Regions from separate parts of the Homo sapiens genome. Here region 2 is linked to region 1. A link is an interaction called in ENCODE POLR2A ChIA-PET data of the cell type or tissue named here. Cell type or tissue: GM12878. All regions are shown on one strand. Links, peaks and the distances in the headings refer to the core of each region. The heading gives the core; the rest is flanking DNA.

Region 1 (5,647 bases), core at 496-4,495:
GGATGCTGTCTTCTGTCATGTTATGACACAGCAAGAAGGCACTGACCAGATGCCTTGATTTTGGACTTCCTCGTCTCCAGAACTATGAGTCAGTAAATTTCTGTTCATTCTAAATTACACAGTCTGTGATCTTCTGTTCTAACGGCACAAAACAAAAATATGTATTTTGTTGCCATGCAGAATCTTAAAATTTCTTTTATGTGCTAGATCTTTCCTTACATAGTTAGACCTCCCTACTCTGAGATCATAAACAAAATTCTCCCATGTTTTCATCTGGTACATTTGCAGTGTCATTTTTCTCACTTAAGTATTAGATCTAGAAAGAATCTGATTTAAGATGAATGAATATTAGATAACAAATGAGAAGTTTTTATCATATAATTTACTCAAATTTATGTAGCTTATGTTTCAAAATTAAAGGAAACTCTCAGTTCACAGGAAGGTCAGTTTACTAAGGAAGAGAGATGAATTTTCCATTTCTCCTGAGTGATATGCACTAAACTTTAATGTTTCCTAATAATTTGAAATGAAAGACAATTCAGGCTGAGCATGGTAACTCACGCCTGTAATCCCAGCACTTTGGGAAGCCAAGGCAGGTGGATCACCTGAGGTCAGGAGTTCCAGACTAGCCTGGCCAACATGGTGAAACCCTGTCTGTACTAAAAATACAAAAATTAGCTGGACATGGTGGCAGGTGCCCATAATCCCAGCTACTTGGGAGACTAAGGCAGGAGAATCACCTGAACCCAGGAGGTGGAGGTTGCAGTGAGCCAAGATCACGCCATTGCACTCCAGCCCGGGCGACAAAAGCGAAACTCCATATCAAATAAATAAATAAATAAATAATTCAACTACAAGATAGGGGTTTTGGGGAAAAAAAGTTAAAAGAACTGGAATTATGGCCCAGTGCAGTGGCTCACACCTGTAATCCCAGTGCTTTGGGAGTGTTGATCACTATTTTTATATACATGAAACAAACAACTGTTGTTGTTGTTTTTTTCCTTTTTTTTTTTTTTTATAACTACACCCTCACAGTATTGCAAAAAGGAGGTAGGGCATATTACGTGCCAGTCACTGTGATAAATATTTTGTGTCTTCTCAGTGAAATCTCATAACAGTCTAGTAAGATAGGTATTCTTTCTACCATTGCACAAAAAAGGCTACTAAAGATTAAATGTTTTGATTTACTTAATGTTATATTCAATGGTAAAGATAGATACAAACATTTTTCTGACATAGAAGGCCACTCTCTTAGCCAATACACTGTAGTGCCTTCATTTCATTTAGTGCATAGACCATATCCTTAACTTAGGAATGCAGAATCTTTCATTAAAAAAAAAAAAAAAAATCAGGATTACCAGCAATTTTCTTAAAAAATACAGCAAACATTTCAACTATTCCTCCCACCAAGAAAACTATGAAACAGAAATAAAATAAATTTAGACAAAAGGAGTAGCATGATTTATGCTATGGTTTTAAATAAAACTAAGAGGCATCCCTAGCCCAAGTATGAAATGGCTACAAAAGTATAACTTTAAAATTTTTAAATTAAATCATTGAATAATATGCCAGCATTGCCAAGCCAATTCTTCCTTCATCTATAAATGTTTATATTTTTATTGTTTGATTATTAATGAATTCTCTTGAAGCATTCAGACTGCATGTTTGACTCGCCATTAGACACTGGACACGTTCAAGGTAAAAATCTTACCTACTCCTTTTTCTAAATCTAGCAGTTTTTGATACTATTAATAATTTTAAAATAGTACTGGGCCAGACACAGAGGCTCATGCCTATAATCCCAACACTTTGGGAGGCCAAGGCGGGAGGATAGCTGAAGGCCAGGACTTCAAGACCAGCCTAGGCAACACCTTGGGACCCTGTCTTTCCAAAAAGTTGAAAATTAGGCAAGTGTGGTAGTGCACACCTGTAGTTCTACCTAGAGAGGCCAAGGCCGGAAGATCACTTGAGTCCAGGAGTTTGAGGTTGCAGTGAACTATAATCACATCACTGCACTCCAGCCTGGGTGACAGAGCGTGACCCTTTCAAAAAAAAAAAAAAAATTGTGAAGTACTTTACCAATTACAAAGGACTTTCACACACACCATCTCAGTAATGGGTGCTCAAAGCTTGAAGTTATTTTTTATTTCACGTGAATTTCCTCAGACATAATCAAATATATGCTGCATTGCCAAATATGAACAGCATCCTTCACTAACTCAAACAATCAAAAGTGAATTTATATTTGGACTGGTTTTTTTTTTTTTTTTTTTTTTTTTGAGAGACAGAGTCTCACTCTATTGCCCAGACTGTAGTACAGTGGTGTCATAATCGCTCACTGCAGCCTTGAACTCCGGGGCTCATGCAATCCATCTGCCTTGGCCTCTTAAAATATCGGGATTACAGGCGTCAGCCACTGTGCCCAGCTGGAATAATTCTTAAAACGTATAGGAAATAATATCTTTAAAGTTTTTGTTACAAATAAATAGTAGACATAGTCCACATGATATTTATTCACCCTGCTCTGCCTTTTAAAAGCATTCACTCATGTCTGAATTCTTCTAGTACCGTATTTACAGCTCATGAAAATAACACACTACTTTGTGAGATTTCTTGCACAGATACTTAAGTTTTTATGCCTGTTGTAGTTCCCCAATGGATTATAATCTAGCAATATATATGTTATATCCTGTGTTGTCTAAAGCACCTAACATGGTATTATATACCTCGCAGCCACCTCAATAAATGTTTTATGAGCCATCATAAATATTCAAAAGTACTAGTGAAACTGCCATTAAATGCCTCTAAGGCATACAATCACAGATTACTAATCCTGAATATAACATATTGGATGGAAAATATGCTTCCTCATAAACAGTTTGTATTTGCAGATTAAACGTATTAAATATTCTAAAGAAAATATTCTCAGCAGGCAGATTGCTTGAGCCCAGGAGTTCGAGACCAGCTGGCCAACGTGGTGAAATCCCACCTCTATAAAAAATACAAAAATCAGCCAGGCGTGGTGATGCACACCTGTAGTTCAGGCTACTGGGGCAAGGACTGATGCAGGAGAATTGCTAGAGCCCTGGATGTCAAGACAGTAGTGAGACGAGATCACGCTATTGCACTCACTCCAGCCTGGGTAACAGAGAGAGGCCCTGTCTCAAAAAAACAAAGAAAGAAAAGAACAGAACAGAACAGAAAAGACTCTTGAATTAGATGATTTCTCTTACCTGATCAAAAAGAAGCCTAAGTTGCCTTTCAGATTCACCAACCCACTTGCTCAAACAATCTGCTCCTTTTCGCATAAAAAAAGCCACTTTTTTGTCTCCTTGGCTGCATTCATTAGCTAATGCTCTGGCAACCAAGGTTTTACCTGTGCCAGGAGGGCCATAAAACAAACAGCCCCTAGAAGAATAAAAAAATCAAGAAGTGTAAATTATATTATCATCACTGCTGATAACCAATTTTAAAAAATGTCCCCCCCTTCCATATAATTTTGTATTGAAGTATAATTATTAGACATTGATAAAGCTTTTTCCAGGATATAGACAAAAGTTTTACTTTGCTAAGTCCTTAAATCACCAAGCTTTGGCAGACAAGAAATAAAGTACAGAGTAATTTGGCAAGATATATAGAAATTTTAAATGTGTTTCCCAATGACCCAGAAATTTCACATCTTTAGAATAAATAATGTAGAAATACTCAAAAGGAATGATAGATAGATTCAAATGACTCTTTAATAAGATTTTCCATATCCTTAAAAACGTGAAAAATAAATTAGAACAAAATCTGAATAAAAAGTGCCTCCTTAAAGAAAACAGACATTTATCAGTTTAAATCTAACAGCCTATATGTGTATCTTCTGAATATTCTTTTTTTTTTTTTCTGAGACGGAATCCTCACTGTCACCCAGGCGCAATCTCGGCTCACTACAACCTCCGCTTCCTGGGTTCAACTGATTCTCATGCCTCAGCCTCCCGAGTAGCTGGGATTACAGAGGCATGACACCACCCCTAGCTAATTTTTGTATTTTCAGTAGAGACGAGGTTTCACCATGTTGGCCAAGCTGGTCTCGAATTCCTGACCTCAGGTGATCCACCCACCTCGGGATCCCAAAGTACTGGGATTACAGACTTGAGCCACCGTGCCCAGCCAGAATATTCTATTCTGCCCAATCTTCTTTAACATAATTTATCTGCCTTTTCCAATAGTTCCCCAGCTATCCACCTCATGATCAGGCACAATCTGTTCCTACAAATAAATTATCAAGCTCACTCTATTTCAAAAATACTCCATCATCAAGTCAAAGAAACACATCAATAAAACTGTGCTTCCAAGAGTAAATAACATATAGCATCAAACTCGATGCACTGGGAGCCAAATTCAGAAAAACCCATCTGGACAATCTGGTTGTGTATTTAGGGCCCACAGAAAGAATCTTATCAAGTGCCTGACTTAAATCCTGAGATGTAAACTTCAAGAACATACTTAGTTCCATGGCCTCTGGACCCTAAACAATAACATTTCATTTCTAACTGTCATTGCTAGGACACGTCAAATAAATATATATCAAATATTTATATTTATAGCAATTTACTCAAATAACATTTGAGAAAGTAACAGTAATAACAATAATAAACATCTATGACATTGCTTACCTTGGAGGCTGAATTTTAAACTTTTCAAAAATTTCTGGATATAAAAGTGGGAATACTACCATTTCCTTTAGCGCATGAATATGATGGCTCAATCCACCTATGCTATCAAACCGTACCTTGGAAAGAAGGGGAAAAATTTGATATCAAACAATTTTATATGTTTTATAGAATTTTTAAAATTTATAAAAGAGTCTTACGATTCAGAAATACATGCCTTTAGCAGAAGCTTTTAAACATAACTACAAATAAGTGTAGAAAAAAAAGGCCAACAATAAAATCCAAGTTTACATTTCAGTTCAGGCAAATTAAGCTACCATTATTTAATCTAGTAACTCAGAACCAGGATTAATCCCCAACCTAAAACTTTAATAGGTATCTATAGGAGATTTTTATATTATACTAACATATATAATTTTTATATTATACCAAGTTTTAATGGGCCTGGCACAGTGGCTCACACTTGTAATCCCAGCACTTTGGGAGCCCAAGGAGGGCGGATCACCTGAGCTCAGGAGTTCGAGACCAGCCTGCCCAACATGGTGAAACACCATCTCTACTAAAAATACAAAAATTAGCTGGGCATGGTGGCGCACGCCTGTAATCCCAGCTACTTGGGAGGCTGAGGCAGGAGAATAGCTTGATCCTGGGAGGCGGAGGTTGCAGTGAGCTGAGATCGCACCATTGCACTACAGCCTGGGCAACAAGAGTGAAACTCCACCTCAAAAAAAAAAAAAAAAGTTTAAATGGCTTTAAAAATATATAATTATTTTGTACATGTATTCTCAGAAGGGGGCAATATTGTCCTCACAGAGGCAAAAATTGGTTCAAGGGTAGGGCAAGAAAAAATCTTAGCTATTTACAATAGTTTGTAGACCTCCCAAGGTCAATGTTACCTGACAAAATCTTATTCTTTAACATTTAATTTCTCTAGTCAGAGAGAAATTTACTTTTTTTTTTCTTTATGGGACAATGATGAAAAAATTATT
Region 2 (5,647 bases), core at 1,111-5,110, 120 kb after region 1:
AATTATTTTCAAGTTTTACAGTTTCCATCCTATCTAACAGAATATGCAGAGAGATTATATAGATATGAGAGCTCTTTGATTTTTATAAATTCTCATATTTTAAATTATCAAGATTGGTAAGGTGCATACATATTCATCCACACATACAAATATATCTGGATGCATCCTTCAGAATGATCAGGAAGTACTTTATTTAGTTTCTTTTTCATTATAACCTAAGGACTAAGCTCAATAAAGAACTTATAATTTCTTCTAGAAATTTAACCTGGGCAGTAGGTAAAGGTAAAGTCCATAGATCTATGAACCTTCTTTAAAATTATCCATTCTGTAAAGCACTACTCAAATAATACCAGTAATAATATATGTAGCTTACAAATTACTCAGATATGTATAACTTCATCAGATTCTTAGAACCATCATATATTGTGGACATAAATAATATATCTTTCTGTTATTACTGAAGAAACACATATAACTTAAAAAATCTTCCTTAAAGTTATACTTGCTATAATATTTTTATAGTAATTATTTAATAATAAAGTTTTATTGAATGGAAAAAACGTCTAACTTTGTTGTCTGGATTTCCTTAGTGCCACACCAAAAATTGTTTCTAAAGCAAAGAATATTGAAGTTGAAAATAAAAATAATTTGTCTGCTGTTCCACTGAACAACTTGGAACCCATTACTAATATACAGATCTGGTTGGCCAATGGAAAAAGGATTGTCCAGAAATTTAACATTACTCATAGGTGAGTCTTCAATTTCAGTATTTGATATTTTTTCACCAAGTTAAAATTTCATTTTTTCTTTTTGGTTCAGTCAACAGTTTATTTTTTAGAGATAGAATCTTTCTTTGTTGCCCAGGCCAGAGTGCAGTGGCACAGTCATAGCTCACTGCAGTCTTGAAGTCCTGGATTCAAGCAATCCTCCCACCTCAGCCTCCTGAGTTGTAGAACTACAGCCACATGCCACCATGCCCAGCTAACTTTTTTTTTTTAATTTTTATTTATTGCCAGCTAATTTTAAAAATTGTTTTGTAGAAAGGGAGTCTCACTGTGTTGCCCACACTGGTCTCAAACTCCTGGACTGAATTCATCGTCCTGCCTTAGCCTGCCAAAGTGCTGGGATTACAGGCATGAGCCATCGCATCCTGCCAAGCATTTTATTTATTTATTTATTTTTTTGAGTCGGAGTCTCGCTCTGTTGCCCAGGCTGGAGTGTAGTGGCACGATCTCAGCTCACTGCAACCTCTGCCTCCCAGCTTCAAGTGATTGTCCTGCCTCAGCGTCCAATGTAGCTGGGATTACAGGTTTGCACCACCAAGCCCGGCTAATTTTTGTATTTTTAGTAGAGACGGGGTTTCACCAGGAGTTTGGCCAGGGTGGTCTCAAACTTCTGACCTCAAGTGATCTGCCCGCTTTGGCCTCCCAAAGTGCTAGGATTACAGGAGTGAGCCACCTCGACCAGCCTGGCCAAACATTTTAATAAATAGTTCTCTAAACATAATTATGTCTAGACAGTTTTTTTTTTTTTTTGAGGCAAGGTCTCACTCTGTCACCCAGGCTGGAGTAGAGTGGCGCGAGCCACCGTGCCCAGCTGATAATGGGTATTTTTAAACATTGAATGAGGTAGGCCAGGTGCAATGGCCCATGCCTGTAATCCCAGCACTTTGAGGGGCCAAGGCAGGAGGATCACTTGAGCTCAGGAGTTCAAGATCAGCCTGGGCCATATAGTGAGACCTCGTGTCTACAAAAAAATTTTTTTAAATTAGCTGAACATGGTGATGCACATCCGTAGTCCCAGCTACTTGGGAGGAGAATTGCTTGAGCCCAGGAGGTAGAGACTGCAGTGAGCCGAATTGCACCATTACACTGCAAGCCTGGGTGACATTGAGACCCTGTCTCAAAAAATAAAAATAATCATAACAATAACAGTAATGAAGTTGGCCGGGCACGGTGGCTCACACCTGTAATCCCAGCACTTTGGGAGGCCGAGACGGGTGGATCACGAGGTCAGGAGATCGAGACCATCCTGGCTAACACGGTGAAACCCTGTCTCTACTAAAAATACAAAAAAAATTAGCCGGGCGTGGTGGTGGGCGCCTGTAGTCCCAGCTACTCTGGAGGCTGAGGCAGGAGAATGGCGTGAACCCGGAAGGCGGAGCTTGCAGTGAGCCGAGATTGCGCCACTGCACCCCAGCCTGAGCGATTGAGCAAGACTCCATCTCAAAAAATAATAATAATAATAATAGTAATAATAATGAAGTATTTTCAGTCTGTTTTAGGATTTTCATTCTCATCATTTGATTCATTTTTCTGTTTAAGTAGATGCATAATTATAAAAGAATTATTTTTAATGTTTTAAATTAGTCATTAGCATTATATGCATATCCTTCTGTCAATTATAGTGAAAGAATGAAAATACAGAAAAACATTAAAAGAAATTGAAGTTAATATGAATTCCACCACTCAGAGATAATCAATAGTATCAGTTTGATGCATTTTTCCAGTCTTTTATCTCTTCCTAAAAGCTTTTTTTTTTTTTTTGAGACGGGGTCTTCTGCCACCCAGGCTGGAGTGCAGTGGCACGATCTCAGCTCACTGCAACCTTCATCCCCCGGGTTCAAGCGATTCTCCTGCCTCAGCCTCCTGAGTAGCTGGGATTACAGGCACGTGCCACCATGCCTGGCTAATTTTTGTATTTTTAGTAGAGATGGGGTTTTGCCATATTGCCCAGGCTGGTCTCAAACTCCTGACCTCAGGTGATCCACCCACCTCGGCCTCCCAAGGTGCTGGGATTACAAGCATGAGCCACCGTGCCCAGCCTTCTTAAAAGCTTTTTTTTGGCTGGGTGTCGTGGCTCATTCTTGTAGTCCCAGCAATTTGGGAGGCTGGGGACTATTCAGGAGGCTGAGGTGGGAGAATCACCTGAGCCCCGGAGGTTGAGGCTGTGATGAGCCATGATCTCACCACTGTACCCCAGCCTGGGTGACAGAGCAAGACCCTGTCTCAAAAGGAAAAAAAAAAAGTTTGTTTTGTTTTAATTAAAAATAGAAACATGTCATATATAGCATATGTAATTTTTCTTTTTTTAAAAAAATTTTTTTTCAGGAAATGTGGTACAGATAAATAACAAATATAGGGAGAGAGTTAAAAGAATAAGAATAAAATACATATGTACCACCTACCTCAAAACATAGATTCTTATCAGTATACCTTATGTGTCTTTCTGTGATCATGTCTCTTCTTCTGTGGAAGAGGTAAATAACCACTGTCCTAAATTTGTGTTGATAATTTGCTGCTTTTATTTATAGCTTTACCTAGTATATATGTATTGCTAAAATAGACTAAATTGTTTTGCTTATTTCCAAATAATTACTCTGAATTTCAAACCAGCAAAAACTTACAGAAAAAGGACCTGGCACGGTGGCTCACGCCTGTAATCCCAGCACTTTGGGAGGCCGAGGTGAGCAGATTACGAGGTCAGGAGATGGAGACCATCCTGGCAAGCACGGTGAAACCCCATCTCTACTAAAAATACAAAAAATTAGCCGGGCGTGGTGGCAAGTGCCTGTAGTCCCAGCTACTCGGGAGGCTGAGGCAGGAGAATGGCGTGAACCTGGGAGGTGGAGCTTGCATTAAGCCGAGATCGCGCCACTGCACTCCAGCCTGGGGGACAGAACGAGACTCCATCTCAAAAAAAAAAAAAACAAAAAAAACTTACAGAAAATGTTCAAGAACAATATAAAGAACTTTTCTTGGCCAGGTGCAGTGGCTCACGCCTATAATCCCAGCATTTTAGGAGACCGAGGCAGGCAGATCACAAGGTCAGGAGTTTGAGACCAGCCTGACCAAAATGGTAAAACCCCATCTCTACTAAAAATACAAAAAATTAGCTGGCCGTCGTGGCGTATGTCTGTAATCTCAGCTACTCAGGAGGCTGAGGCAGGAGAATCACTTGAACCTGGGAGGCAGAGGTTGTAGTGGGCTGGGATCGTGCCACTGCAGTCCAGCCAGGGTGACAGAGTGAGGCTCCATCTCAAAAAAAAAAAAAAAAAGAAAGAAAAAACTTTTCTCCCTAAGCATTCAAGAGTTAGTGCCAGTCTGATGACCCATCACTTGAAATACTTAGGTATAGATTATCTGTAAACAAGGAACTTCTCCCACATAACCACAATACAGCCATTTAAATCAGGAAACTTAACCTTAATACGCTTGTATCGACTAATAGACCCTAATTCAGGGTTTTCCATTTTATCTAATACCTTCCTTTATAGCAAAAGGCCATTCAGAATTACACATTGCACTTAGTTGTCGTATCTCAGTTTGAAATAGTTCCTTGTCTTCCTTTGATTTTTATAACCTTGACTTTTTAAAATATTACAAGCCAATTTGTTTTGTTTGATGCTTCCTCATGATTATATTTAGGTCACTAATTTTGGCAGGGGTGTGACAGAACTAATGCTTTGTACCTCTCATTGTATTCCAACAGGTGGCATCATTTACATTTGTCCCATTATGATGATGTTAAATTTGACACTCGATTAAAGTGGTGTCTACCAGAGTCCTTTACTGTAAAGTTACTCATTTTCCCTTTGTAATTAATCTGTATTTAGTGGGAAGGACTTTGAAATAGGATACTTATGTTGCTCACAAGACCTCAGATTGATTGATTGATTGATTTGTGTCTATACCTACTCATAGTTTGCTATTTTATTCAATAGTTTATGAACTCTTACCATCATTATTTATTTTGATATGCACATTGTCTCAGGTACAGTTTGTGAGACGTCCTTTAAACTGATTCCTGTGTTATTTTGAAATGGTCCCATAATTCTTGAACATTTCCTTGTTTTCAGCACAAAATTTTTTTTCAAGTTCATTCTACGCTTTTCCAGGAATCCCTAGTTCTTTTTAGTGGACAGCGGTATTGACAATCCAGGATCTGGGTACTAGATATGCTTATTGCTTATCAGGATACCACTGCTTCCAGGCCCTCTGTTTGAAAAGAATTGTTTGTGTGCACACGCACACACACACACGCCAAAAAGAAAACTATTTCAAAAATTGAAGAGGGGATACTTCCAGACTCATTCTATGAGGCCAGCATTACCCTGATACCAAAATCAACAAAGACACACACAAAAAACCTATACATATACATATGTGTGTGTGTGTGTGTGTATGTATATATATGCACTTAAGTTTATATCTGTATTTATTCCTTTTTTTTTTTTTTTGAGACAGGGTCTCACTCTGTCTCCCAGGTTGGAGTGTAGTGGTATAATTACAGATCACTGCAGCCTCCACCTCCCCAGACTCAGGTGATCCTCCTCAGTTTTTATACTTTTAATAGAGAGGGGGTTTCACCCTGTTGCCTAGGCTGGTCTCAAACTCCTGGACTCAAGCGATCCACCTGCCTCGGCCTCCCAAAGTGCTAGGATTACAGGCATGAGCCACCACACCCGGCCTTATTTCTATATTTTTATATATCAAAAACCGTGAATCCACGTAGATACATCCACTTTCAGTCTGGTAGGGCCAGGCGTGGTGGCTCATACCTGTAATCCCAGCACTTTGGGAGGCCAAGGCGGGCAGATCACTGGAGCCTAGCAGTTCAAAACCAGTCTGGGCAACATGGTGAAACT

What was found. Peaks named below come from ENCODE experiments on the same cell type or tissue, not always from the same donor. Only the 100,000 strongest peaks of a DNase experiment are listed, where the experiment ranks them.
Region 2: POLR2A ChIA-PET joins it to region 1 with 6 read pairs; 2 of 35 experiments call an interaction of 5 or more read pairs at or near these places.

The regions. Positions count from the first base shown.
Region 1 is chr2:23,860,148-23,865,794 of GRCh38, forward strand. ATAD2B (ATPase family AAA domain containing 2B) reads right to left here. Exons shown (of 28, transcript NM_017552.4): 11 at 4,662-4,777; 12 at 3,234-3,408. Among named protein-coding and RNA genes, the nearest start is that of ATAD2B, 64 kb to the right of the region's middle. RefSeq lists a silencer at 1-159. In GM12878, for the core only: no CTCF peak of the experiment used is centred there; a DNase peak (open chromatin) is centred at 1,999.
Region 2 is chr2:23,984,083-23,989,729 of GRCh38, forward strand. UBXN2A (UBX domain protein 2A) reads left to right here. Exons shown (of 7, transcript NM_181713.4): 6 at 591-749. Among named protein-coding and RNA genes, the nearest start is that of MFSD2B, 23 kb to the right of the region's middle. In GM12878, for the core only: a CTCF peak has its summit at 4,479 (motif pointing right); no DNase peak of the experiment used is centred there.